Linked DNA regions of Homo sapiens: region 2 is linked to region 1. A link is an interaction called in ENCODE POLR2A ChIA-PET data of the cell type or tissue named here. Cell type or tissue: CD4-positive, alpha-beta T cell. All regions are shown on one strand. Each heading gives the region's core, and the rest is flanking DNA. Links, peaks and the distances in the headings are about the cores only. Region 1 overlaps CENPF (centromere protein F). Region 2 has its middle 130 kb from the start of CENPF.

The links. ChIA-PET counts read pairs that join two places held together with the same protein. Peaks named below come from ENCODE experiments on the same cell type or tissue, not always from the same donor. Only the 100,000 strongest peaks of a DNase experiment are listed, where the experiment ranks them.
Region 2: POLR2A ChIA-PET joins it to region 1 with 6 read pairs; 2 of 35 experiments call an interaction of 5 or more read pairs at or near these places.

What each region holds. Positions count from the first base shown.
Region 1 is chr1:214,632,913-214,648,185 of GRCh38, reverse strand. CENPF (centromere protein F) reads right to left here. Exons shown (of 20, transcript NM_016343.4): 11 at 10,185-10,320; 12 at 4,862-8,265; 13 at 786-3,629. Among named protein-coding and RNA genes, the nearest start is that of CENPF, 37 kb to the right of the region's middle. In CD4-positive, alpha-beta T cell, for the core only: no CTCF peak of the experiment used is centred there; a DNase peak (open chromatin) is centred at 7,175; H3K4me3 peaks cover 1,296 bases; H3K27ac peaks cover 2,884 bases.
Region 2 is chr1:214,726,076-214,741,348 of GRCh38, reverse strand. No RefSeq gene overlaps it. Among named protein-coding and RNA genes, the nearest start is that of CENPF, 130 kb to the right of the region's middle. RefSeq lists an enhancer at 13,606-14,142. In CD4-positive, alpha-beta T cell, for the core only: no CTCF peak of the experiment used is centred there; no DNase peak of the experiment used is centred there.

The DNA of each region.
Region 1 (15,273 bases), core at 4,854-9,853:
GCCATCTCTTGCAAGGTATCCAAAACCCCAAAATTCTTAGAAAATACAGGGTGGAGATGAATTTTGTGGATAGTCCTTTTATTCTTTAATATTTGTTCAGCAAGAATTAAGTGTGACAAAATCACTTTCCTAGATCACTAAGTAAGCTCACTGGGCCAAAACTTAATTTTTCTTTAATAATTGAGCCTCTTGATGGCAGATCTTCCCTTTAATCATCAACTAATACAATAGAAGACTGCACAAAGAGAAGGTATAAGAGGGACTGAAAGCACGAAATCCCCAAAACACACCCTAGAAGCCATGAGTGCTCTGTTGGTTACAAATCTATCAGTATCTTTAAAAGTGCTTTGTCCTGAAGGCAAAAAAGACACAGTAAGGCAGGCAGATCCTTTCCGATCCTAGATAATGTCTGTTATACTCTCTATAGCAGTGAGTCTCAACTGGATATGGGGAGGCCACTATTCTGATGTACTCTAAGAAAAGGAAATATAACTAGAACAAGGAACTGTGCATAAACCAAAGCTTTGCCCTTATGTAGGTGCCACATTAAAAACCTGGTCCAATCCATGAACATGTCCCAAAGAATCAGCCAGAATAGTGACTACTGCCAGAGCCAACTCAGTGTTTCTGCAATTCAAGACCCAGTAAACATAAAGCCTTTACAAAGTTTGGTCCAATATAGCAGACACGGTCTAGAAGTAAATACAATTCACAGTGTCTAGAAGAAAATATGGTTTCCTGCCTCATGACTACATATTTAAACATAAACAGATATAGCCACTTACTTTTTCAACAAAGGACATTTTGTCCATTTTTGTCAATTCAAGCTCATTCTCTAGATTCTTGTAAGAACTCTGCAGCACTTCTAATGTGTCCTGCAAAGAGGCATTTTTGGATTGTAGCACTTGGATCTTCTGCTCCAATTCCACTGTCAGATTTCTCAGTTCTAAGTTTTGCTCCTTCCAAAGTTGGTGCTCTCCTTCCACCTGGGACAGTTTAGAGACAAGCTGCTCTTGGTCTTGAATTTGATTTTTCAGTCTACTGATTTCTTCATCCTTCTTCTCCAGTTTCTGCTTGCCATCTTCTACTTCTTGAATGAGGCCATTCACTGAAGATTGCAAAACAATATAATTATTTTTGGCCTCATCAAGGCCTTGTAGCAACTGAGCCTTCTCAAGTTCAAGACACTCTACTTGACTACTAAGATTCTGCTCTTTGGCCTTACAGGCTTCTTGGTCATTATGCAGGGCTGCCACTCTCTCATTGAGCTCTTTTAATTGTGTTTGAAGCATCTCCATGGCAGTGCTTGATTTTTCTTTCATCTGTACTTTCTCTTGCTCTTTTTCTTGCAAAATATTTTCAAATGATGAATTTATTATTTCTAATTCAGATATTCGCTCTTGCTCTTTTTGTAATTCATTTGTCAGATTTTCTTTTTCTGACCTTATAGTAACAACATCTAATTCCAGACCTCTCAGACTTTGGGTCATCCCTTCTATTTTTGCTTTTAGGGTCTCTACCTCTCCTTTGGAATTCTCTGCCTCAAGAGCTGCATGCTCTTGGTTTGTCCTGGCTATCTCTAGCTCTCTTTCAAGGTTCTCCACTCTACCCTTAAGTAAATCTGCATGATGCTCACTTTCCTTCAGTTGTTGTAAGACACAGAGCTGCTTCTTTTCATCAGCTTCTAGGCGGGCTCTCAGCTTTTCAATGCTATTTCTCAGCTGATGCTCTTCCTCTATTGGTGGGTCTAGACTCTGTTCTGTGGCCTTCATAATTTCTTGGTCACCACACAAGGCTGCTACTGCCTCATTTAGCTCCTTTAACTGATTCTGAAGCATCTCCACTGCAGTTTTAGATTCTTCTTTGATCTGTATCTCTGCTTGCTCCTTTTCTTCTAACAGACTTTTAAATGAAGAGAGTAACTTGTCTAGTTCTGACAACTGACCTTGTTTTTCTTGTATTTGTTTTGTCAGATTTTCTTTTTCAGACCTTAACGTGACAAGGTCTAATTCAAAAACTTTCAGGCTTCTGGCCATCTCTTCTATTTGTGTTTTTAGAGTCTCTACTTCTGCTTTGGAATTCTCGGCATCAAGAATCACTAGCTCCTGGTTTTCTTCTGACATCTGCAATTCCCTTTCAAGGTTCTCAACTTTATCCTTAAGTGAATCATTCTCCCGCTCGCGTTCTTTCAGTTTCTCTGCGATGTGCAGCTGCTTCTTTTCATCGGCCTCAATGCGAACTCTCAGTTTCTCGATGCCTCTTCTCAGCTGATGCACTTCCTCCTGTGTTGAGCTCAGCCTCAATGCGAACTCACCTTTCTCCACCAGTGCGGCCTCCAAGGCCTTGGAGACATTCAGCTTTTCATAATCTGATTCACTCAGTCTGGCCTGCAGGCTTTCAGATTCCTTGACAAGCAATTCTTTCTCTTTATTCAGTTGTGCAATTTGGTTTTCCAGCTCACATTTTGTCAAAGACAGTGCCTGTGAGTCCTTTTCCAAACTCTGCAGCTTTTCCTGGAGATGAGTTTTGTCTTTTAACAGCTCACTCACATCAGAGGACAAAGTCTGAAGGAGTTCCGTCTTTTCCTTCACCTCTGCCTCTGCCACCTGAATGCAATGGAGACACTCACTTTGATGAGACTCAAGCTCTTGTGTTTTCTCCTTCATTTTTTCAGACAACTGATCCAGTGCCGTGGTTTTTTTTGACATAGTATCTAATTCTCCACGAAGCTGGTTTCTCTCACTTGTGACCACTGAGAGTTCTTCTTCAAGGCAGACAATAACCTTCTGCTTATTTTCATTGTCTTTTTCTAAACATAGCTTCTCTGTTTGAACTACCTCTAAGTCAGCCTCCAGGTAGAGGGCTTCATGCTCAATGCTAGCTTTCTCCGATCTGATCCTACTCAGCTCATTTTCCACATCAAGAAATCTCTCCTTCCAGCTGTCATTCACCTTGGCCACATTATCTCCAATATCTTCACGTGATGATTTATCTGCATGCATTTCTAAATCAGAATTGAGGCCTTCAGAAGTTTCTACTCTCTGGAGTAACTCCTGGTGATCACAAGAAAAATATTCCAATTTTTCACTTAAATCTGAGTTTTCTTTCTTAAGTTCCCCAACTATTTTTTCCAATTCTATGCATGCTTCAATTTTGGTCATTAGTTGTACCTCCTGTAAATGGAGTTTTGAGTCTAATTCTTTCATTTCATTTAGCAAACTTTCAACTTTTCTGTCACGGTCCTCTATCACATGAAGTAATCTCAAATTCTCATTTGATGTCTCTTTTACCCGCAGTTGAAGATTATGGATATCTTCCTGATTCCCCAGGAAATCCATAGGTACCAAAGCATTAGGACCAGAAAATGACAATTCAGAAATGCATTCTGAAGAGCCCTGGGTTTTATCTTCCCCTGGAGGCTCATAATTGGTATCTGGGGACTGTTCCCCAGAGCACTCTCCTGTGGGTTTCACTGCACCAGTCTCAGTTATTTTCTCAATGTCTAGATTGAGGTCCTGCTGAGCATCTTTATCACAAATCTGATGAACATCATGCTTTGGTGTTCTTTCTGTAGTTTCTGAAGTATGTTCTTTTGATATGTCACAGCTCTCATTTCGGCCTTGAATAGCCTGTAATTATAATACATAACAAGCATGCATTTTATTTTTCAAAAAGAATCAAAATAGAATAGATTTAGTTATTACTTTTTAGAAACTGATGCGTGGCCTCTGCTAAACACATCTCTTAAAGTGGTGAATTTCCCACTACATCTTTCTCTCTTCATTCAAATGTTCAACATACTTATACGTTCAGTAAGTGGCCCCTATGGGCAAGACACTGGGGTTAGGCATTTATCTTGAAGACAAACCCTTCGGCTCAATTACAATTTGTAATGTATTTAAATTTCATATTTTTCCCTTGCTAAGAATATTCAGGTAGCCTAAATATGAAATCTCTTTGTAATTATTAAATAAGAGGCTAACAAAATGCTCAGCTTCCACCTTCAGCATTTATGATACTCTTTAATAAGGCAGTAAAGTTTCATAACCAGATTCCCAGTCCAAGGACTTAATCCCCAATCCAGCACTTACTGTACATTATTGGATAAATTACATATTTGAGCCTCACTTTCCTCTCATCTGTAAACTGGGGATCTGCTGTTGCACCTACACCTGCCATCACCTCACCATGACCTGCCTTCTCTACCTCACAGAGATAGACAGAGGAAATCAAGTGACATGCATACACTATATAGCATTATTAATTAAGCTAGCAGGCTAGAAAGGACAAAGTTACAAGCAATTAAACAAATATGTATTCAATTTTTTAAAAGCCCTTTTAAATGACTTATACCAAATCATATTTTTGTACCACAGTAAATTGTTAGAGAGAAAACTGTTTAGTAATACATAAAGAATCTGCTGTATTTAGTTTCATGACGATAATGCCATAACATCAAAAATAGTCTGAAAAGTGGGAGAGATTAAAAATTTACATATTACCATTTGTAAGTTCTTAATTATTTCAGTATACTTTATTAATGCACAAAGGGTGGAAACACACATTCTAAAGACTTTCTGACTCCATAATATAATTTTCTCCAGACTTTAAAAACATCTTTAGTAATATTCTATATAATGCTATGTAAATCTAATCCCTATAGAAATTTATTCCTCAAATAACGTTTACTCATTTTCCTCAAGTTCTGGTTTGTTTTGAAAATATTTTGGTGTATTTTATTTCCTTGAACCCTAAAAATATTTTAACTTAGGTTTAATGTACATTTCAATTAGACAAACATTTACTGAGTGTCCACTAGTCATGTAAACCGAGAAATGGCATTTAAATCCCAGGTACTTACATCTTCTGTGTCGATGCCAAGCAAAGACCGAGAACTTAAGTCCAGACCTTGTAGCTGGAGTCGTGCTACTTCCAGCTCAAGTGACAGTTGTTCCGTCTGTTTCTTTTCTGCCGCCAACTTGGACTCCATCTCCAGAGTCACGCTTGTCAGCTTCTGTTGCCACTGTTCATTTTCTGACAAATACTGCTTCCTAAGGCAGTCAAGCTCTTGCCTTTCAGAACTTAATAACTGCTCGAGCTCTTGAATTTCCTTATTTTTCATAATCCCTTGACTTTCCATTTTCTCTTCTAGCTTCTCGAGGGACTGCCGGTACACCTCACAGAGGGACTCAAGCTCTTCAACACCCTTCGCTGGGGCCGAAGGGGTTTCTTTCCTGGTCAGATTCTCCTCCTGCAGACTGCTGCAAAATACTTCATCTACACTGCACTGGTTTGCTGAAACAGCCCCTTCTAAATTACTCAAAAGAGACATATCTCCTGTCTGTTCTAAAAGAGCTCTGTAAAAGGAGGAGTCTCCCAAACTGCTAAGACTAGAGCTGTCAGGCACACAAGAGGATGACAGGGATGGAACGAGCCCCTCCTCCAAGCCCAGCTGCATCTCCTTCACCAAGTCACCTTGAAAGTTTCTCAGATTCGTTGACAAGACCAAATTTTCGGCCTTTAATGAGTCAACATAGGTCTGCAGCTCTGACATTTTAGAGCTCATCTGACAGTGCTGATCATGTAAAATTTTGTGTTCACTTTGTAAAGATAAGAATTTCTCTTGCAATTCGGCAAAGTGCATTTGAACTTCTTTGTCTGACAATGTCAAGTGCTCGTAGGAATTACTCTCGTCCAATGGAGCCAAAGACACAGGGTGCTGTTCATTTGGTTGTTCACCAAATTCACCTCCTGGTATGTCTTCCACTAACTCACCATGGAGAAGACCACTGTCATCATTTAATATTTTAACTTCATTTAGTAGTTTCCCTACCTCTTCTGCCATTTTCCTAGTTGCTGTGATACATTCTGACCTTGAATCATTCAGCTCAGTTACGAGTTCATACTTTTCAGCCTGCAGTATTTCACATATTTTCTCTAGCTCATTCAGCTTGTTCATTGTTGTTTGCAGAGAGCACTGAAGGTGTGCATTGTCGTTTTGACTTGTTGACAACTCATGAGGCCCTGAAATATACTTTTCTTCCGCATCTATTTCACAGTCTTTAAGGCCACTAATTTCTTGTGACTGCATGTCTTGCAAATTGCTGGTTTCAAGATCTCCTCTAATTGTCTGTAATTCATGCTGCAGGCACTCCTTCTCCTTCTCACTTTCCTGAAGTTTTAATTCCTTATTTCTTAGCATAGCTTCTAATTGCACCAACTGCGCATTATAACTATCTAGAGAAATTTCTTTAACTTCAAGATCCATCTGAGGTTTAAAATTACATTGATTTCTCTCACTCTCTCTTTCTTTCACAGAGTTCCTAATTGGTTCTGATTCTAGATTTTGACATTCATGTTTAGTCTTCATTACCTTCATCAGCTGTTCATTCTCTTGTAATAAGTCATTAACTTCCTTTTGCATTTTGTTTTGTTCTTCCTTTAAAGTCATGATTTCTTGCTTTAAACCACCAGCCTCGCTCTTAGAATTGTTTTGGTTATCTGTCATCTCAGATCTCAGAGCTTGCTGCACTGTCTCCAACTCTAGCATCAGATTCTGATTTCTTTCTTCAGCAAATGCTAATTTTGTTAAGAATTCTTGGTGTTCCTTTGCAAATGCTTCCTTTAGCTGTTCCAACTCATTTTTCCTATTTTCACAAAGACTAGTGCATTCATTTAGCAAGCATTCTAATTTAGAATTCTTTTCCTGTGCTGCTTTGTATTTTTGACTAAGATCCTCATATGCATTTCCGGTTTCTTCACATCTTTGTAGTAAAATAAGTTTTTCTTGCTTGTACTGATCAGATAACTCTGAAATGCTTTTCTCCCTTTCATCTATATAGTTTGCAAAACTCTCACTTTTCTGGATTAAGTTCATCTTCTCTTGATTTAAGGATGCATTAATTTCCTTAAGAGTCCCATTCTCTTGGGTCAGCTCTTCAATTTCCCTTTTATTTAGAGAAATGATGGAACTCATTTCTTTCTTCTCCAAGCTTAGGGTTTCGGATAAAAGTTGTAGCTCCTTTAGAGAGTCTTCAAGTAGATGGTTGCTCTTTTTTAATTCTTGAATCTCTGCCTGCTCAGTTTCTACCTTATCATTTAAAAGTTGCAGCTCTTTTTCCTTGTTCTCAAGGGCACTTAAGGTTTCAGCAACAACATTCTGGTGAGCAGAAGTGTCTTCCTGTAACTTACTAATGCGCTGACTTGTTTCAGCCACAAAACTTTGATGCATCTGTTCTGCTTTCATGAGATTTTCTTCTATTTCTCCTTTGATTTGCACCAACTCTTCACACTGCTTTTGCAGGTCTGAGTTCATCTGTTTTTGAGACTCTAATGAAAATTCAAGTGAATCAACTCTATTTTGTAGGATGGCAGAATTTTTCGGACTTTGGTCTGCTTCTAAACGACATTCACTCCTCTCTGAAGGCATGCTTCCTTGTTCTCCAATTATATTTGCAAAGGAATGATGCATGGCAGGCTGCTGATCAAAAGCCAAAAGACTTCTCTGATGATCTTCATTTGTCACCAGAGAAGCATCTTTGGATTTTAGCAGATCCCTGAGGCTCTCATATTCGGCATGCAAGTCTTGGTAACACCGGTCTTTGTCCATTATTTCATTTGACAGTAACTGAAGCTTGTGTTCTAGATCTTCAACTTGCCCAGTAAGCTGAGAAGTCTTCAAACACATATTTTCTATTTCCTTCTGATGTTTCTGATCTGAGAACTCAGCTTTCTGCTGTAGCTCCATATAAGCTAGTTTCTGGGTCTCTACCTCCACTGACTTACTGTCTAACACGTTGTGAAGGTTTCTGATCTCGACACTTAGGTTTTCTCTGTCCATCTCCAGCGTTCTTACTCTCTCGTTGTATTCATGACTTTTTATTTGCTGTGTCTTCAGACAAGTTTCCAAGTGATTAATTTTACTCTGCAAGTTTTCCTTTTCTGATTCCATCTGAGTTAAAAGTTTTTCGTTTTCACTTTTCCAACAAGAAAACAGAGTTTTCTCTTCTTTCAATTCTTCATATTCTTTCTTTTTTAACTCTAAAGCACTCAGCAAGGCTTTGGACTCTTTCTCTGTCTTGCTTAACTTATCATTAAGTTGTTCAATGTGATGTTCTCTTTTCTTCAAAAGGTCTTGAGAACAATCTCGCTGCTTTTCCAGATCAGCCACAGCAAGCTTCAGTTTTTCTAAAGTCAAGGAGTTTTCTTGCTGATTTATTTTTTCTTGAAGATCTCTTAACATGGTTTCCTGAGAGGTATTCTTCGCTATTTAAAAATAAATAAAAGTCGTCAATGTTTGTAATAAATGTTTATTCTACAGAAACGCTAACCCCTCCCCCCGCCCCCTGGCAAAATCCAAACAAACTAACAACTACTCAAGCCCTGGAAAAACTGGCATTATTGCCTGGGTACCTCCTAGAAAGTGGATCACTTGGTAATTATCTTATATAAAAATGAGAAAAATGGTTATCTTAAGGAGAGTAACACATTTGTTCATCTTCTTTCTAGCAGCTTAAGAACATGTTATTGAATAAAATACCAAGGGATGATTTTCCTAAGCACTGTTTCTTTTCTTTGTATGTGTTTACATATGTGTATATTTTTACCATCTTTTCAAATATTTATTCCAAGAGAGAAAACTGGGACAAGAACAGCACTGAAATGGGAACATCCCACTTTATTGTAGAGTAATTCTGATGTCTCAGAAAAGTAAATAAGTACTCCACCATTTTAGCTAAAACATCCACAGGATTAGACTTAAGTAGAAAAGAGTAAATGATGCCATATATCAGTAATTCTCAAGGCCTATATGTGAATATTCCTGAGGAACATTATCACCCCCATCCCAGCCCCTCATAGTAAGGGTGGCAGTGTCTATGAATGTCACAGTCATTTGGAAGCTTCTTCAAACTCCGTTACCCCCTGTCTTCTGCCTAATGACTCATCTATACATACTGGCCCCTCCTGGTTGGGAATAACCACGATGTTTTCATTAAACAGTGATAAGAAGGCTTCATGTTGCTCAAGTATGTTGGGGGAGATTGAAAGTTGAGAACCTCCACAGTAGATGATAAAGGTAACATGTATTACAATCTCAGACATCATATCAAGTGGAAAGCAGTACGAACTTCTAAGCTGTCAATCTCAATCTACCTACTTATAGTTAAGGGCTTATGTAGACAGCACCACAAGGGCTTCATCCCACTTTGCTGTGAGCAACTCAAACAATCACCTGGGTGATCAACACTGAAAAATGCCCCAACTGTTCCTTTTCTTACAGTTTCCCTTCAAGAAAGCTGAAAACTGACATTTCTATCTGCTGCTGTGGAAAAACTAAAAGCTGTCTTGGGAAGATTGGGTTTTTGTTTTGTTTTATTTTTTTGAGATGGAGTCTCGCTCTGTCGCCCTGGCTGGAGTGCAGTGGCGCAATCTCCGCCTCCTGGGTTCATGCCATTCTCCTGCCTCAGCCTCCAGAGTAGCTGGGACTACAGGCACCCGCCACCACACCAAGATTGGGGTTTTAAAAAAATAGTCACAGAGAAGTGTGACACACATTCCACAGGACAGAGTTCAAAGAAATTCTAGATATGCAAACACCCCAGGTGAGAAAATAAAGGGTATGTAGAAGACATCCGGCACAAACATACAAATATGAAACCAAGAGTGGATTCATTTGATGTGTAGAGCAGAATTCTTTGGCTTTAAAATAAGAAAATAAAATCATTCAGTCAAGTAAGTCATCAAAAAACAATGGTCATTAGGAGCTTGGAAAACATGCATTTAATATAGGGTTTTTCCATTATAAGGGAAATGGTAATGAGTCAGGAGATGAGCTGTCTGGATGTAACTAACAAGCACACTAGAGACACAGAGAATAGCACTCGGGGGTGAGAGACAGCACTGACAATTTAGCTTTGTGTGGAAAATATTTACCCTTCTGATTTCAAAGTGCTGAGCATCAGGCGTTTGGGACTCAATATGTTCCAATTAAAAAAAGTCCCACTCTCACTCTGGAAACTAAAAACTAGAAGAGGGAAAACTCTTCCACATCAACTGCGCACATCTTTTTGAGGGAATATATGAAAAAAAATCCAAAGAGTTTCTCTAATATGTTAATGCCATCCATCCCCTCTCACGGGAATAGCAGCTTAGAAAGGTAACTCTAAAATACTAAGTTTACTTACCTTTCATTTCTTCTGCAAAATTCTGGCTCTGATTTAAACACTGTTTGATGTTCTTGAGTTCTGCCTCCAGGTGGCAGACTTCTCTGGCCTTTTGCTCAGAGTGACTCTTAAGGAGGTTGTTTTCCTTCTTCATTTCCTAAAACACACATTTTAATTGGTTATAGCCAAAACGAATGCTCAAGTAAGTTATGACTTCTGCCTTAATAAAGGTCCCTAGCAGAACTGTTTGTGTATCTCACTAGGGAAAGAATCACAATTTCCCCGTTTGAGTACCTAATGAAGTCAGACATTCTTACTTAAATAATGTTATGAACAGAAGACAACAGCATCAAACCCAAATCTGAAGATAATTTTTTCTTTCAAGAAGTTTCATTGAACTTTCTCATTGTTCATACGCCTATTAAAGAGTAAGCTCAAAAGGAAAATCCTATCTACAAGATCCTCAAGACAAAACCTCCAAGTTCCTATCACACCTGAATGGCCAAATATACCTTTGCAAACATTTGATTTGTTAATAAACCAAAAAAAAAAAAAAATCTCAGCACATATGTTTACTTTTCATTGCAAAACCATCTTAAGGTTTGCTGTTACAGGAATGATTCTGTGGGAAAAATTACCTTCAATAAATGCTTATCAAGAAAACCAACAATATTCAAGATGCTGGAATGTGCATTACAAAAAATGCAAATATAAATAAGACAGAGTCTCTGCCCTTGGGGCAGACATCCTCCAGTGGGGGAAGATGTGATACTAATCATTTAATACACAATAGGATATGCTAAATACTAAAGAGACATTGAGTGTGCTATGGGAAATCAGAGGGCTGGAACACAGAGGAAGAATTAATTCTAGCTTCTGAGCTTTCACAGTGAAAACAGGTTCTTTGGGCATCTGATTGAAGAGACATCCACGCAACAGCATGCAATAAAGTAACACAGGTACATGTGTAGTTCCATTCTACTACTAGGGAGGCCTATATGTTCTGAATCTTAAAAGCAAGCAATATTTACATGCCAAAGAAAAACTTTTTTGCTTATTAACCACATAAGACTCACATAACAAACAAGTATCTCAACCTATACTGTATGCCACCCTTTGGACCACAGGGAATTGGCATAAATCATTACAAGCTAAGAGAACCAAGCACCTCACATCCTCAAGCGGGGAAAAATCATATAAAGCTAACTTTTTTCTAAACTGCATTTCAAACCTACCAAAATTACCCCTTTGTGAAGTAGAGGAAAAATTCTGAATCTTAAAGAAACAATTAAGACCCATCCTCCAAAACCCTACTGCACTGTTAGAAAACAGATGGCCGTGGCAATACTGTGTTGGAAGGCTGCCTTCAATTATCAGTCTGGTTACTACCAGCAGATGGGTACCGATGTAGCAAAGCCAAATTCAAGAAGAGGGAGAATCTGGCTAGTAGAAAGTACTTGAAAACTTGCTGGCAGCTGCTCCGTTCATGTATATGCGTTCATTTCATCATTAAAATAAGACAGAACCTGTTGTAGTTATTATACTCCCATCTACCGTGTCCTGATCCTGCTTCCCTGCTGCTAAACTGACACTCTATCGAATTAAGATATCAATCAGAACTAAAGGGCAGCTCCAACCGATCTCAAGATTGATAGGCTAACATTCACACTAGTCAGTGTTAAACTTTGCAAAGCACGATCATTAAGGTGCAACAATGTTATTGATTTAAATTAGCATCATTAAATTATGGAACGTATAATGACTGGTTTGTTCTTCAGACTCAGAATAATCACCCCTCAAATGAGATCACAGATGTGAAAGGACAAACATCTTAAAGCACTTTGACAGGGGCAATGTAGCATTATTAGTAGTATTTCCTCCCAAAATTTAACAGTAGCCAGATCTCTGTAATCAATGCTAAGATCAGCTGAATGAGGTCAACATAGAAGAGGAACTAGAATGTAATTACCTGGGTCGACTTAGCATTTTTATTTTGCAAATGAAAAAATATTTTCTTACTCTAAAAAAAAAATTTTTTAATCAAATCAAATGACACCTGCATCTGGAGGCTTGACAAGAAAGCTGGAAAGACACTGTGCAAAACTAGGTGCGTCCCAATAGGAAGGAAGGAAAAAAGAAGAGAGAGAGGGCACCAGGGAAAGATGGGGAATTTTATGTTTATGTGTTTGTTGGTCTCGATCCATGTCTGTCCATAACTGGAGACATTTAAATGAATAGTAAGCTCAATGGAAAGATTAACATGACTTTCTCTATTCTGGCATTAGCTCCGTAAATATTTGTGTCTAACGAAGAAATGTTCAGCCAATCCTGGGACCCAGCAGGCTTATAATGCTATGGCTATGACCAACCCAAGAATTTTAAAAGGCCAGAATTTAGAAAATGAACATCTGAAAATGGATGTGCAAGCTGCCATCCATCAGCAATTAGTTTTCCACGAGGCTACAGCCACTTAAGACTTGATTGGGTATCTCATTATCAACAATGAGTTAAGCATACAAAGATACATTTTCCTAGGCATCTCCTGCATCCTCACATGATTTGCAAAATTGGGTACTATGCTGGAAAAGCACAACAAAAATCCCTATAACCACAAGCCAGCATTAGAGCTTAGCAAGCAATTCCACCCAGATCAACTTCGCTTTAGGAGCAGCAAGGGAGGCATCATTTCCTAGGGCCAGACAAAACAAATTTCAGCTACTGTGTGGCATTTCATGATCCCATCCATGAATATAGCTTAATACGTCCCCTGCTGGGCGAAGCCTATATACTTGGATAAGGGATGGATGCAAAGAATGTGTTTTTCCCTTTCCTCCTCATCTCTCTTGCTTGCCAGAGCCAGCTCCTTAGAGGACCTAGTGTAATACAGATCCCTATGCTTGGAAAGGTCCCCAGGCAAGTGTTCCCTCATCTTGACTGTCAAACGATGGTATTTTATTGCCTAACCCCAATGCTATGGGGCTGGCACTGGATAGTGGACGAGCAGCTTATCTAAACCCTCCATTCACTTTGATACTAAATGTTAACTTTACCCTTGATTGGGCCATTAAATCACATTTCCAGTACTGATAATTTCTCATTGTGAGCAGCATGTTTACTAAACACAGACAAGGAAAATTTCAGTACAACTGTCACATTATTTCGGCATCCAAAACCTATAAGCGTCCTAAATTTGTTAGTGCTTACATATAATTAGACACAGAAAGATACCCAGAGTGACACAGTAATAGAACAGGCAAAATTATAAATATGAGAAATCTCAAGTGCACTGTCCCCTGATCACACTTTCTGTGCCTGTAGGTGACAGCAAACAATGCTAACATCAAAAGGTCATGGCAGTGATGAAGACCAAGGCAATGGGCAGGTGTTGGACTGCAATAACTGACTGAGCACTTATGTGCTGGGCACTGGGCTAAGCACTTTACATACAATATTTAACTTAACCAAGAATACAGCCTTGAAAAGGCAGGAGAATGATTTGTCCCTATATGCAGATGAGGAAAGTCAGACTGAGAAAGGGTAAGCCACTGTCTAAAGGTCACATTGTGGTAGGTGGCAGAAAAGCAACACAATCTCAGATCTCACTCACTCTAAAGCCACTACCATTTTCCCACTAAGTTACACCACCACTCTAACTGGGTTCATCAGTTATCTGGTCCCAATCCCAATGCAAAACACAAGAGCCAGCCAAACTCTTTGAAATCTTGCTATCACCCTCAAAAGATGACACATACATAAACATAACCATAAATTAAGACAAATATTAACTTCATCCCCAGGCCCGGTGCTAGACACTTTCACACAGATGCCCTCATTTGACACAGACATCAATGATATACCAGTGAAATGTGATGCATGCACCTCAGTACAGGCTGGGATTAACTGAGGACAGCGCTACAGCTCACGGACCAGACCTCGTGGGGATGAACAAGTCTTCAGAAACACCTGCAAGACAATGTCCAGCCCACTACTGCGACTTGGCCAAGCAAGCAGTTTTTAAAGTGTTTGGACTCTCTTAACCAGATGATTGCTTTTACAAAATGTTTCCACCAGGCAGCCAGTGGAGTCGCGGGAGAGTTCCTGGCTGAAAGGGAAGCTCACAGAGGGAAGAGTTCGATGCCAGTCTGCCTGTGGAAATGTTAGCAGAAGCATCTGTTGGTTGGTCCCCACTGGCCAAAAGGCAAACATTTGTTTTGCTGAAACAAACACTTCCATTTGAAAACGTTTGCTGATGAAACTATCATCTGATTTGAAGTTTTCTTCCACTTTGTGGCTGGAGCTGCAGCCCCCTATCTCCAGCAGTATTGCCCCTTTGGGGTTAGCTGATTTAACAATCACCTGTCTGCTACTGACAGATGTTCTGATTTTACCATCATGATACACTCTGCAAAGCGGTGGGGATAAATACATTTAGACTTTCCTCACCTGAACAAATAACTGTTCTTTATGGACAAAGTTTTCTTAATCTTTACAGCCTAAAAAGTGATCATAGAACATTTAAAGAATAAACAGAAAAACATTCTTTCCTGTGGGGTTTGATGGAGAAGAAATTTCTACCATTCTTGTGTTGTTCCTCTTCTTAAAATTACAATGTTGATTTATGGCTCTCTTCAAATTGTTTCAGTCTATTAACTGTCACTGAATGGTTCTTAATTAAGCCCTTTAAAATAAAATCCAGGCCACTAAATAAATTCAGAGAGAAGCCAAATTGAAGTATGTATGCATAAAATCCCATCAGGGCATCCATGCCATTCAGGAACCCTCATCCACCACTTTGTGGACAAAACAAAGTCTCCAAAGACACCGTCAACCAGGGCATGCACAGGCTGAACATTAAGGTCAGTGTCCACTTTTGAAGCCAGAGTCATATAATTGACAATTGCTTGATGTTTTTATAAGAATTTTTAATCTAGAAACTCTTTATCTGTCACTACTTTTGTTTATTTAAATCTATGACTTTCCACGTGTTTTTAATATTGAAAGACACAAATGCCAACAGTTAGAAAAGGGATTTAGATGATACTTCCAATTTTGTTTCTTTCCATTTAAAAAATCCCTTCCTTCCTTTCCCATCTTTCCACCTCCCTGGGGG
Region 2 (15,273 bases), core at 4,003-9,002, 94 kb before region 1:
CCCAGCTACTTGAGAGGCTGAGGCATAAGAATCACTTGAGCGTGGGAGGCAGAGGTTGCAGTGAGCTGAGTTCAGGCCACTACACTCCAGCCTGGGTGACAGAGTAGGACCCCGTCTAAAAAAAAAAAAAAAGTCAACAGATGAGGAGTTGGTTTTTATAGATGAGCAAAGAAAGTGGTTTCTTGAGATGAAATCTACTCCTGGTGAAGATGCTGTGAACATTGTTGAAATGACCACAAAGGACTTAGGATGTCACATAAATGTATTTGATAAAACAATGGCAGTGTTTGAGAGATTGACTCCAATTTCGGAAGACGTTCTACTGTGTGTAAAATGCTATCAACAGTATCACATGCTACAGAGAAACTTTCCTGAAAGGAAGAAAACTGATGCAACAAACTTCATTGTTATATTATTTTAAGAAATGGCCACAACTGCTCCATCCTTCAGCAATCACCATCCTCATCAGTCAACAGCTATCAACATCAAGGCAAAATCCTCTACTTGCAAAGAGAAAACAACGTGCTGAAGGTTCAGTTAGCAATTTTTAGAAATAAAGTATTTTTTAAAATATGTACTTTTTTACATAATGTTATTGCACACTTAATAGACTACAGCATAGTGTAAACATAACTTTTATATGCACTGAGAAACTTTTATATGTGACTCACTTTATTGCAATATTCACTTTATTGAGGTGGTCTGGAACCGAACCTGCATTATCTCTGAGGTATGTTTGTACATGATCACCACAGAGAGTTTAGAAACACAAGAAGGTACAATGAGAAAAATAATATCACAGTAAACATTCCCACCCAGAGATAACAAAGTTTTTTTTTTCCTTTCAGTCTTTTATTTTTCTAGTCTTATGGTCTCAGGCTATAGTATATTGTCTCCTGATTTTTTAGTTTTTATTATATCATGAGCATTTTCCATGTCATTAAGTATTTTTTCAAAACATCATTTCTCTTGTGAAGATGTACCTTAGTCCATTTACCATTAATAAAATACTAATAATAAGGTTTCTACCCCAAACCTAGCCCCACTCCAAACACTTCTCATAATCATACCATAGTTGTAAAACACATGGTTGATGCAAAAGGTAACATCTACCTTAAGGTTTAAGTATATAATTATTGCAATATGTCTCTTAGTTTTACAAATAAAAATTAAGGGTATAATCTAGAAAATTAAAGAAGTTGGAAGAGAATTAGAAATGTTGCCTTCCTTTCCCAAGTACTTTTTACTTTTCATATTATACCTGTCATTTCTGTCAGTTTCCATGCTACCACAAGCACACATGTCATAGAAATGGCATGTATATAGAAACTGACATAGAAATGACAAGTATAATAAGAAAAGTAAAAAAATACTTGGGAAAGGAAGGCATTATTTCTAATTCTCTTGATTTTCTCTTAGAAAAGTGCTTCTTCTCTCTTAAGTCCTTTTTTGACTTGAGTTTGTGACTTGCTTTAGAGTAGGCAAGGCCATAGCCTCTATGACACAAAGAGATCATTCTAGCCACGGACATACATAGGCCTTGACTTTTTCTTAGTCAAGGAGGCAATTTGCCAACAAAATAAACTAGGTCATTCATTCTCAGCTAACTGCAAGTAAATGGTTTTCTTTAAAATTTGATCCAACCTACCCCAGACCAGACATAAAAATTAAAAATAAAAATAAAATCTCAGTCAGATGCCATCTTGAGCTGTTGCTTTTTGTTTCAAACAAGAAAAGATGAAATGCACATTTTTTAAAAATCTCAGGAGACAAGATTTAGGGAAAAGCATCTTAACTATTTCAACCCCCTTAAATATTTTTCCTTCCTAATAAAATACTTTGCACTAACTAAATGTTTATTGATACGTGAATAAATGAAGTAAGGAATAAATCTCAACATTTAGTGATGTGGAGAAACCAGAAACCAGAGAGCAAGAGTTGACTCGCAAGCTTTGGCACTGGGGAAAGAGACGGCAATTAGAAATGCCTATGTGCCCTGACCCCTCTGTTTACTAGTTTTGTTTTTGTGCAAGTCACTCTACATTTTTTTTTCCTGCATGGAAAAAAATAATCTTTAAGCCTCAGTTTCTCCACCTATAAAATTACATTATAATAGTCTTCACAGGGTTATGGGGGTGATAGTTGAGATTATAATGTTTCTTCATATATGTTGTAAACCAGGGTCTCCAGGTACCAGTCCGTGGCCTGTTAGAAACTGGGCTTCACAGCAAGAGGTGAGCAGTGGGTGAGTGAGCAAAGCTTCATCTGTATTCACAGCCACTCCTCATCACTTGCATTACCACCTGAGCTCCACCTCCTATCAGATCAGCGGCAGCATTAGATTCTCATAGGAGCACAAACCCTATTGTGAACTGCGTGTGCAAGAGATCTAGGTTACACACTCCTTATGAGACTCTAATGCCTGATGATCTGTCACTGTCTCCCATTACCCCCAGATGGGACCGTCTAGTTGCAGAAAAACATGCTCAGGGCTCCCACTGATTCTACATTATGGTGAGTTGTATAATTATTTCATTATATATTACAATGTAATAATACTAGAAATAACATGCACGATAAATGTAATAGGCTGAATTAGCCCAAAACCATTCCCCCTTGACCCCCTGGTCCATGGAAAAATTGTCTCCCACAAAACTGGTCCCTGATGCCAAAAAGTTTGAGGACTGCTGTGGTAAATAGCAGGGTGAATGGATTTTGGAGACCAGTGGACTTTGGACCACATTCGAGTTCCTCATTTTCAACCACATCCCCCTGGTCAAGTTACTCGAACTCAATAAGCTTGTTTTCTCACCAGTGAAATGGGGATAACATTGATTTACAATACTATGGGTTTTAAATGTCATGATATGTATATGCCATGCTAAAAAGAAGCCTGGCTTTTTATCAGTAGGAGAACCCTCTTTACCATTCTCCTTCATGACAGAAACTGATTTGGGAACTGTCACTTATGCTTATCATGGGACATATAGCCCAAGTCAAGAAGTATTGGAGCCCAAGGCAACCAGAACTCTACGATCTTCTTCCATAGTTTCCAGCCTCCATCTCTTCTTCAGTGCTGATCTTTTCCAGCCATTAAATACTCATTTTCTCTGGAATTATAATTGTTTAAACTTGTTAAAAATTGTGTAGATATAGAATAAATTATATCTCAAGAACTCTTGATGTTACAAAAGCTGGAAAAAATATTCATATTTAATTTTGTTTTTGTTTCCTCCCTCTACTAGTTTCCCAAGAATACAATAACTTTTACTTTTCATGACATAGGTATCAAGCAGTAGAATTTTAGGAGACTCCTAGTATTTAAGCTCAAAGACATTTGACAGGTTTTAATAATGAAAATTTGTGTTCAAACTTTAATAGTCTCATAAGAAGTTTAAAGAGTCAACTTCAGAATTGTAGTTATGCTTCATTAATGAAATTATTACCAGCAGACACTATCTTTTCAAGCACATATTTTAAAGAAAAAGCATAAATATTACAATGCTAAAGTACAATAGCGAATATATTAAGCTATGGTAGAGGGTACATTTTTTCAAACATCATTTCTCTTGTGTAGATGTACTTTAGTCCATTTACCATTAACAAAACATTAATAATAAGGTTTCTACCTTATTATTATAATTATACAATAATTGTAATGTTGAAGTTGCTAAAGTGATTTAAGTTTTTTCAAAATATTTTTGCTTCCATTCACCCTCAGCTGCAAAGTTAATGTCTATGTTTTCCAAAATACAGAGGATTTGAGCCTCAGAAGCCATCCCCTTCCTAAGGAGATCACCCATTCAGAAATCATGTAAACAATTGCAGGAAACAGTTTAATCCAGAGTCATAGATTATGGCCTTCAAAGTCTTGTAATAGTTAATTTACACGCCATGCAAAGAATGATCCTTGTGATAGCTTATTTCCAGAAAGCTGCCACCAGCTTTTTTTCCTCCCTATACAAACATGCCATCCCCCTATCAAAAAATGAAGTCAATTCCCTCCCTCCTCTTGAAACTGGGCTGGATGGGAGACTTGCTTGATCGATAGAATGCAAACAAAAAAAACTGATACTCTGAAGCCAACATGAGCAAGGTAGAGGAATTCAAAATTCTTTTGATAATGTATATGTTCTTCACTGTGGTTTTAGAAACTAGAGAGTATTGAAACAAAAAAATATGATCAGAAGTAACAATATAAAAATTCCGTCCTAAGATAATCTCCCGATGAAAATAACCTACTGTATTATAAATGTATCCTCTACCATAGCTTAATGTATCCTCTATTGTACTTTAGTATTGTAATATTTATGCTTTTAAATTCTTTTTATTCAACTCTTTCAGCCCTACTTGGAGACAATAAATTAGAAAGTTTAAAACTCTAACGTTTTAGACTTTTTCCAGTCTGACATGTCATTGATTAATGTAAATATCTGAAATTATATTTAAATATAAGAAAAAATATGGCCAGGTGCAGCGGCTCATGCCTATAATCCCAGCACTTTGGAAGGCTGAGGCGGGCGGATCATCTGAGCTTGGGAGTTCAAGACCAGCCTGACCAACATGGAGAAACCCTGTCTCTATTAAAAATACAAAATTAGCCAGGCGTGGTGGCGCATGCCTGTAATCCCAGCTATTCAGGAGGCCGAGGCAGGAGAATTGCTTGAACCCCAGGCAGAGGTTGCAGTGAGCTGAGATCACGCCATCGTACTCCAACCTGGGCAAGAAGAGTGAAACTGTCTCAAAAAAAAAAAATTACTTTTTTTAGAAAACAAGAGAACTTGCAGTATAGTTACAATGTCTGTCTATTGTATCACAATCAATTAGCCCATCAATAGTTTTGCTTTTTTTAAAAAAGGAAACTAGATATTGTGTTTTTATTTTCTTTTTCAGAGAATCTCTTTTTATTCTTTTATTCTATTTCAAAGGTCATTTGGCTGCATTTTAAATATATATTAAGAATAGATTAAATCTGAGATTGACGAGATGTGTTAAAGTATCCTAAATTTGCATTTTTGCAATCACCTCGCAATCATTTTCACATATGCCAAAGCAAGCTTGCAAATTAACCAGTTGTTTTAATCCATGGTGCTCACAGACAGTAAAAGGAACCTCCGATTTTCCTTTTTTTTTTTTTTTTTGAACAGAGTTTCACTCTTGTTGCCTAGGCTAGAGTCCAATGGCACAGTCTCGGCTCACTGCAACCTCTGCTTCCCAGGTTCAGGTGATTCCCCTGCCTCAGCCTCCTGAGTAGCTGGGATTACAGGCATGCGCCACCACGCCCAGCTAATTTTTGTATTTTTAGTAGAGACGGGGTTTCACCAGGTTGGTCAGGCTGGTCTCGAACTCCCGACCTCAGGTGATCCACCCGCCTCGGCCTCCCAAAGTGCTGCGATTACAGGCATGAGCCACCACGCCCAGTCCAATTTTCCTTTTATAAAACATTTTTACTACTGTCTTCAAATTCTTAAGTTAAATGCCTTAACTACTGTGTTTATTGGCTTAAATTCATTAGGCTTTGGTAGAGGTGCTATGTGCCACCACAAATTTCTTCTCTGTCATGTATGAAGCACAAGAAAGAATGCTATATAATTATCTTGTTTTGAAAATTAGTTTCAGGTGAGATCCACTTCAAAAGCTTGGTGCCCAACTTTGAAGTTTCTTCCACTTCAAAAGCTTTGTCTTGAAGTGTATTATAGAGACAAACACACACACACACACACACACACAGAGAGAGAGAGAGAGAGAGACACGCATGCACACATGAAGGCATCCTGCATTTTAAGATTTATTGAGAATTACTTCCTGCCGTGAAAAATAAAAGCCATACAATGAACAGGGAAAGTCAGTCTGACAGAGAACTTAGATATAGAAATCAAATTTTCTCTTATAAAAAAAAAAGCCACTAAATGTTTACTTTGCAAGAGTCTTAGGATGCTTTGTGTGTGTGTGTGTGTGTGTGGCTTATTCCATTACTAACTTTCATCAAAATAATACAAGTTGTTCATTCTAAACAAGATAATATTGTAAATGGCTTATTTTTGAAAACTGTAATAAAATTTAAAATAGTATTAAAAAAGAAAGATACCACATGAAGCCAAGGCTAAAAAGGGGTACTATTATTTGTCTTGGTTACCCAAAAATAAGGTGTAGTGTTATTTCATGAAATCAGGAACAGAAAAAAAAAGGTAGCATAAAAGAGTACACGGTATTTGTTTTTTATTTATAAGTTGCATTTGTGGTAGTTCCTTAAAGACAGGGGTGTTTGTTTTGTTCACTTTCACATGTCTTTCACTAGATTGGTGCCAACTACATTACAGGTACTCAAAAAGCATTTGCTAACTCAATTAATGAATCGCTAATAAACCAGAGAGGAAACAGAGAAAAGATAGCAAAGCGAATAGAATGTTACAGTTTACTACTCACAGATCAGAAAAAACCAGTGCTGGAAGAAGCCTTCAGAAGTTGCCTAGACCTTTGCTCCTCTAAGTGTGGTCCACAGACTAGCAGCAGCTGCGTCGCCTGAGAGTTTGTTAGACACGCAGGTTCTCAGAGGCTACTCAGATGTAGTGAATCAGAATCTGCATTTTAACAAGATCCCGAGGTGATTCACACGCACAGTGAAGCTTGCAAAGCCCAGAGTGAGAGGATTCTGGTACTCACAGTAGAGTCGTATCTTGGGACTCAGTGAGTGTCTGATAATTTACTGCAGGATGGGATAGAAATAAGAGAGGCCTGGCCGGGCGTGGTGGCTCACGCCCGTAATCCCAGTACTTTGGGACGACGAGGCGGGTGGATTACGACGTCAGGAGATGGAGACCATCCTGGCTAACACGGTGAAACCCCGTCTCTACTAAAAATAGAAAAAATTAGCCAGGCATGGTGTCTGGCGCCTGTAGTCCCATCTACTCGGGAGGCTGAGGCAGGAGAATGGCGTGAACCCGGGAGGCGGAGCTTGCAGTAAGCCGAGATCGCGCCACTGCACTCCAGCCTGGGCGGCAGAGCGAGACTCCGTCTCAAAAAAAAAAAGAGAAAGAAAGAAATAAGAGAGGCCTTGGAGAAAATGATCTCTCAGCTGATATTGATAAAGAAGAGTAGATCTGAGGAATAGGCACAGGGTTCAAAAGAAAACAGAAGTCTCTGGTCAGAGGCTGGACAAATTGTCAACAAAACATGGTTGCAGACAAAATAGAAGTATTTCTCAATAGGTGGAGAAAACAACAGCGGTGGTGCATTCAGCTGAGTTTCTTAGAGTCCAAAAAGGTAGTAAGCACCTTTTGCTTCCTTGGATGGTCCATAAAGGTTACAGAGCTTCAGACACTGAACTGAGTATAAGAGAAGGGCTCTGAAGTTGGCATAAAAAAGGAAGGAAGGAAGGAAGGAGGAAGGAAGGAGCAAGGGAGAAGGGAGAGAGAGGGAAGGATCTAGAAAAGCACAAAAGGCCACAAGATGACCTTAGGAACAAAGAAAAATGATTAAATATTAAATATTAAAGATCTACTATGTGACAGACACTGAGCCAGATTTTTGCATACAATATCTGATTAAATCCCATACAGTATGCATTAATAACCGAATTTCACAGATGAAAAAATAACTGAGGCTCAGAGAACCAAAAATAAAACATTAACAGTCACGTCACAAGAATCACACATGAGCAATAAACCTACAAAGAGCTCAGGATCAGCAGAAATCAGGGAAATGCAAACCAAGACCAAATGAGATTCCATATTATACCTATATGATTGATAAAAATGAAAAAGACTGCAACATTAAGTGTAGTAGCAGGTGTCGATCAATAGAATCTCTTATGCATTACTAGTGAAGTATAAATTGGTAAAATTACTTTGGACAAATTTTAGCATTATCTTCTAAAATTGAAGGTGTGCATATGCTTCAACCTAGCAATTTCATTCTTAGACATATGCTCTCAGCTAAAGACAATCTCACAAGTACGAGCAAGAAGACATCAACAAGAATGTTCATACCAACACTTTATAATAGCAGAAAACTGGAAACAACTAAAAGATGCACTGACTGAACAGGAGATAAATAAGTTGTCGTATATTCACACAATGGAATAATACACAGCATTGAACATGAATTAATTAGAGGCACATTTAGCAACGTGGTATTATCTGTGTAATACACAGCTATCGAGAGAAATAAGCAAGCCTAAAAGACTACATATGAGATCTTTGAAAGTTCAAAAACAAACAAAACTAAGTATAATGTTAAAGGAAATGTAAGGCCTAAAACTAAGAAAATAAAGATTAGAGAATGATAAGCATAATATTCAAGATAGTGATAACAGGAAGGATAGAGGCAGATGGAAGGAAGAGAGAGAAGCAGAAATGAAGATGTAAGTTGCACCATAGCTCTTGAATTGAAAATGAATGCAAGGGTATCAGTTATATTACTAAATAAATAAATAAATCCAAAGACAAACAATTAGACTATAGACTATATCACAAGCAAGGATTATGACTAACTCAGTATTGTACAGTGGACATTCAAATTAGGAAAGAAAAAGAAAAGAAGAAAAATATTGAAAAAGCATTGAATGTTTTTGACCAAGTTGCAAAAGTCAAACTTGTGAAGATTATCACACCTTACTATGATATAATTTAATAAGAAATATGTTATTGAAAGTCATTTGATTCATTTTCATTTTAAGAATTAGTATGTATATATATATATATTTAAAACCAGAATTTTGGTAACTGTAAGATAAAAGTTTAGATGAATTCTCTTTAAGATATGAAAGAAGACAGGAATGTCCTTAGCGTAATGGAGAGGCTTTGTTTGCCACAGTGACTAGAACAGTGTCCTCCATAAAACAGGTGCTGAATAAGTTTTTGTAAAATAAATGACCATTAGTACTGCCAAGTCCTGGCCAGTACACTGAGACAATGAGGAAAATTGTTCTTATAAGAAAAAAGTGGGAGGGTAGAGGCAGTTTAGCATTATTTGCAAATGGTTTGATTATATACATAGAAAACTCAAGCAAATCAATCTAACAGGTAGTTCAATAAAGTTAATAAAATTAAGCAAGATTATTAGACATGAGCTCAATCTACAAAAGTCAGTAGTGTTCCCTTATGCCACCAATATCCAGTTAGGAAATACAATGGAAAATACATTACATACCAGTTTAAGCTTTTGTTCAGCTACACATACCAGAAAAGCCCCACTTATGACAATTTAAACAATTAAAAGTTGATTTTTCTCACATATCTGAAGGTGGGTGCATGCTTGCATTTGTTCAGAGGAACAATAATATCAGGGATATTGTCTTTGTACCACTCTTGTCTTTTCCCTTATGATTGCAAGACAGCTACTCCAGCTTTAGGCATGTCCACATTTAAAGCAGAATGAAAGGGAAAAGATGGTGCCAGGCTCATCTGTTCCTTTTTTCAGGAAATCAGAATTTTTCACAGGAACCCTCTTTACCACAGACTCCAGCTTATATTTCATTGGCAGAACTCTATCCCAGACTACCCTCTAGCTAGGAAATAGAACTATTCATGAGGGTGTCCTCTGTAACCACAGAAGGGGTTGGAAATAGTGTTTGGGTCATCCGAGCAATAATATATGACACAGATAATGGTAACAACTCTCAAAAACTTCATTGAGAAGTTTTTTTTTTTCAATTCTACTAATGAAAAATGTTAAACACTACATAAAGGAAATTAAAACATGTCCACAGATGGAATGACTTAACAGTATAAGGACATCAATTCTTCTTCCAGAATTAACTTATAAAATGAATGGAATTCAAATGAAAATCTCTGCAAAATTTGCAGGGGAAACTTAACAAACAATTCAAAATATATAACAATAAATAAAGTTTACAAAGACCTAAGATACTTTGGAAAAAGAAGAAGAGGCCGGGCACAGTGGCACACACCTGTAATCACAGCACTTTGGGAGGCAGATGCGAGTGGATCACAAAGTCGAGAGATCAAGACCATCCTGGCCAACATGGTGAAACCCCGTCTCTACTAAAAATACAGAACTTAGCTGGGCATGGTGGCATGTGCCTGTAGTCCCAGCTACTTGGGAGGCTGAGGCAGGAGAATCGCTTGAACCCTGGAGGTGGAGGTTGCAGTGAGCCAAGATCGCGCCACTGCACTCCAGCCTGGCAACAGAGTGAGACTCCATCAAAAAAAAAAACAAAAAAAAAAAAAAAAGAAGAAGGACAGGACCAGGGGACATGAAGGAACTCCTTTCAACATATGTTAAGACAAACTACAAAACCATAGTAATAAAAGCACAGGATTGGCACACATACAAAAATCAACACACCAGAGTGGAGAGCACAAAAATAGTATTTAGAAGCTTGGTATATGATTAATGTCATCAAAAATCTATTGATTATACATGTATCAAAATATCACATGTGCTTCAAAAATATGAGCTATTATATATCAATAATAAATAAATACATAAAATTTTTAAGACACACAAGAAATATATTTATATAACAGAAAATACAGTGCTCAAAAAGAAGAAAAATGGGAAAATGTCCAAAGGACACAGGGGCCAGCCAACCTGATAGAACTTCCATTGGCCATGGATGCAACAAGTTCAGCAATAACATAAACAATGTAGTATTGGGTTATAATACAAAATATAAAATAAATATACATGAGTTCATTGTGACATAAATAAATAACTGAATGAATAAATGGAAGAGAAGAAACAAACTTTCTTTACAGGGGAATTCAAAATAATACATGTTGACACTATTTCTTTCAGGACTTGGAGCTTAATTTCCCTATCCTTTGAGTGTGGACTGGACTTAATGACTTGTTTCCAAAGGACAGATAATAGAAAGGGGAAAACAGTAACATTATAATGAAGAAACCTGGCCAAATTGTATTAGTTTCCTAGGGCTGCCACAAAAAATTACTACAAACTTAGTGGCTTAATAAAACAAAACTTTATTCTCTAACAATGCTGAAGACTGCAAGTCCAAAATCAAGGTGTAATCAGTTTCACCTTCCTCCCGAAGGTTCTAAGGAGAATCCTTCCTTTCCTTTTCCAGCTTCTGCTATCTCCAAGTTTCCTTGGCTTGTGGCTGCATCACTCTAATATCTGCCTGTGTCTTCAGTGATATTCTGTACTGTATGTCTGTGTACAAATCTCCCTCTTCTTTCTCTTATAAAGACACTAGTGATTGGATTTAGGACTCACTCTAAATCCCAGATGATTTCATCTCAAGATCTTTAACTAATTACATTTGTAAAGATCCTACTGACAAATAAGGTCATGTTCTGAGGTTCTGTGTGGACATAAATTTTGGGGAGATACTATTCAACCTACAGTGATGTCAATGCGGACATCATGTATCCTCTAATATTATGCAATGAGAAGGGCAGTTTACTTCTGTGGTATTCTTCTCAAACATCTATAAAGCAAAATCTTATTATGAGGAAAACATCAGACAAATGCAAATGAAAAACATTGTGCAAAATACCTCACTATACTCCTTGAAACTGTCAAGTTCAGAAAGAACAAGGAAGACTGAGAAACTGTCCTAAACCAGAGGAGACTAAGGAGACATGAAAACTAAATGCAATATAATAATCTGGACTGGATCCTGGAACAGAAAAGGCAAAGGCTTTTTAGTGGAAAATTGGTAAAATCTGAATAAAAGTCTGCAGCTTAGTTAACAGTTATTGTACCAATATTGTTCTCTTAGTTTTGGAAAATGTGCCACAGTGATATAAAATGATGACATTAAAAGAAACTGAAATTGGGTGAGGTGTACGCAAGTGCTCTCTGTACCATCTTGGCAACTTTCCTATAAAAATGATGAACTGTTTAATGGGGGTAATGAAGAAAATGACTAATAATATGAAGAAAAAATAAGTTAGATACATACCTCACACCATATATAAAGGTGAGTTCCTAAATGTAAAAGAGCCAAAGGAACTAAGCATAGTAAAAATATCCTCGTGACTTTGTACTGAAGAATTTTCTCATATGTAAGACTTCGAAACCAAAAGCCACAAGTTTAAATATTGAGGAATTTCAATAATTTCTATTCAACAAAAATCATCATGGACAACACATTCACAGGGAAGAGATGAAGAGAAAATACTTGCAATTTCCAAAACTGTTAAGAGATTAATATCTAAAATATAAAAAGAACTCCTTCTAGTCAACAAGAAAAAGTCAAAACCCAATAAAAAATGAATAAAAAATATGAATAGACAATTTATAGATGGCAAATCTTAAATGAATTACAAGTACCTTATTAGTTATAAAAGAAATACAAACTAAAACAAGTATATACACTCCTCAGGTTGCAAAAATTTGATGTAAGATAGTATAGTACAGTATGAAAATTGGATTCTCATGCAGTGCTGATGGAAGTACAAATTGGTATGGTTATTCTTGAAAACAATCAGGTAGTCTTTGAAGAAATTAATTATGCCTATAGTCTATAATCTAGCAATCCTCCTCTTGAGTATATATCCCAGAACACTTTCATATGGATATATAAGGGAGCATGTATTATGGTTATTCATTCCAATATTAGTTTTGGCAACAGAGTTGAGGTCAGCCTAGATGTCCATCAATGAAGAAGTGGAAAGGTTTAAAAAATATGTAATAATACCACCCTGTAGTTAACAGAGTTCTCTTAAAAACAACGCTGAAAGAACACAAGAAGCAGGATGGGATCTGGAGCACTATAACACAGAAATTTAAAACACTATTTTTAGTGTTTTAAATTTATATCCAAAGAAATATATAACCAAAGAGAAATTTCAGAATCATTAGCATAGATGCCTTGAGAGAAAAGAGGAGTAAGAGGAAACGAGTATGGATATGGAGTAAGATTTTTTTAAAGTAATAAAAAGGAGGCTTTTTGTTAACTAATCACAATGTTATATCATGATTTGGGTAGGGTTAACTCTGAGCTTGGGGTTGAGAAAAAAAGAACGATATTCAAAAGCCAATTTTTGTTAGTGCATTTATTGCATACCTCCTATTTGCCCAACACTATTCTAGGCACTGGTGCTCCCAGGCTGCAAAAGACGAAACCCTTGCCCTCATTAAGTTTACCTTCTAGTGTCAATGACAAACAATAAACAAGTAAGCAAGTACGCATCCATTATAATGTCGAGTGTAACTCAGTGAAGAAAGAAAAAGCAGAAGTAGGGGTTAATAGTCATGTGGGTTATAGGAGCTATTTTAGATAGAGGGATCACTGATCATAAAAGGCCATCTAGGTTGCTGGCAAGATGGCCGAATAGGAACAGCTCCGGTCTGCAGCTCCCAGAGAGATCAACTCAGAAGGTGAGTGATTTCTGCATTTCCAACTGAGGTAGGTACCCAGTTCATCTCATTGGGACTGGTTGGACAGTGGGTGCAGCCCAAGGAGGGCGAGCCAAAGCAGGGTGGGGCATTGCCTCACCTGGGAAGTGCAAGGGGTCGGGGAACTCCATCTCCCAGCCAAGGGAAGCCATTAGGGACTGTACCGTGCACTCTGGGCAAGATACTGCACTTTTCCTACAGTTTTTGCAACCCACAGACCAGGAGATTCCTTCCAGTGCGCACGCCACCAGGGCCCTGGGTTTCCAGCACAAAACCGGGCAGCCATTTGGGCAGACACTGAGCTAGGCGCAGGAGCTTTCTTTCATACCCCAGTGGTGACTGGAACGCCAGAGAGACAGAACCATTCACTCCCCTGGAAGGGGGGCTGAAGCCAGGGAGCCAAGTGGTCTAGCTTGGTGGGTCCCACCCCCACGGAGCCCAGCAAGCTCAGATCCACTGACTTGAAAGTCTCGCGGCCAGCACAGCAGTCTGAGCTCGACCTGGGATGCTTGAGCTTGGTGGGGGAGGGGCATACACCATTGCTGAGGCGTGAGTAGGCGTTTCACCCTCACAGTGTAAACAAAGCCACAGGGAAGTTCAAACTAGGTGGAGCCCACCCCAGCTCAGCAAAACCCTGCGGCCAGACTGCCTCCTCTCTAGACAGGGCATCTCTGAAAAAAAGGCAGCAGCCCCAGTCAGGGAATTATAGATAAAAGCCCCACCTCCCTGGGACAGAACACCTGGGGGAAGGGGTGATTGTGGACACAGCTTCAGAAGACTTAAACAGAGAGCAGCAGATCTACCAGCACAGCGTTCGAGCTCTGATAAGGGACAGACTGCCTCCTTAAGTGGGTCCCTGACCCCCATGTATCCTGACTAGGAGACACTTCCCAGTAGGAGCCAACAGACACCTCATATAGGAAAGCTCTGGCTGGCATCTGGTGGGTGCCCCTCTGGGATGAAGCTTCCAGAAGAAGGAACAGGCAGCAATCTTTGCTGGTCTGCATCTTCTGCCAGTGATACCCAGGCAAACAGGGTCTGGAGCGGACCTCCAGCAAACCCCAGCAGACCTGCAGCAGAGGGGCCTGACTGTGAGAAGGAAAACTAACAAACAGAAAAGAATAGTATCAATATCAACAAAAAGGACATTCACTCAGAGACCCCATCCAAAGGTCACCAACTTCAAAGACCAAAAGTAGATAAATCCATGAAGATGGGGAGAAACCAGCACAAAAAGTCTGAAAATTCCAAAAACCAGAACACCTCTTCTCCTCCAAAGGATCACAACTCCTCACCAACAAGGGAACAAAACTGGACAGAGAATGAGTTTGACAAATTGACAGAAGTAGGCTTCAAAAGGTAGGTAATAACAAACTCCTCAGAGCTAAAGGAGCATGTTCTAACCCAATGCAAGGAAGCTAAGAACCTTGAAAAAAGGTTGGATGACTTGCTGACTAGAATAACCAGTTTAGAGAAGAACATAAGTGACCTGATGGAGCTGAAAAACACAGCATGAGAACTTCGTGAAGCATACACAAGTATCAATAGCCAAATCGATCAAGCGGAATAAAGGATATCAGACATTGAAGATCAATTCAATGAAATAAAGTGAGAAAACAAGATTAGAGAAAAAAGAGTGAAAAGAAATGAACAAAGCCTCCAAGAAGTATGGGACTATGTGAAAAGACCAAATCTACATTTGTTTGGTGTACTGAAAATGACAGGGAGAATGGAACCAAGTTGGAAAACACTCTGCAGGATATTATCCAGGAGAACTTCCCCAACCTAGCAAGACTGGCCAACATTCAAATTCAGGAAATACAGAGAACACCACAAAATTACTCCATGAAAAGAGCAACTCCAAGACAGATAATTGTCAGATTCATCAAAATTGAAATGAAGGAAAAAATGTTAAGGGCAGCTAGAGAGAAAGGTCAGGTTACC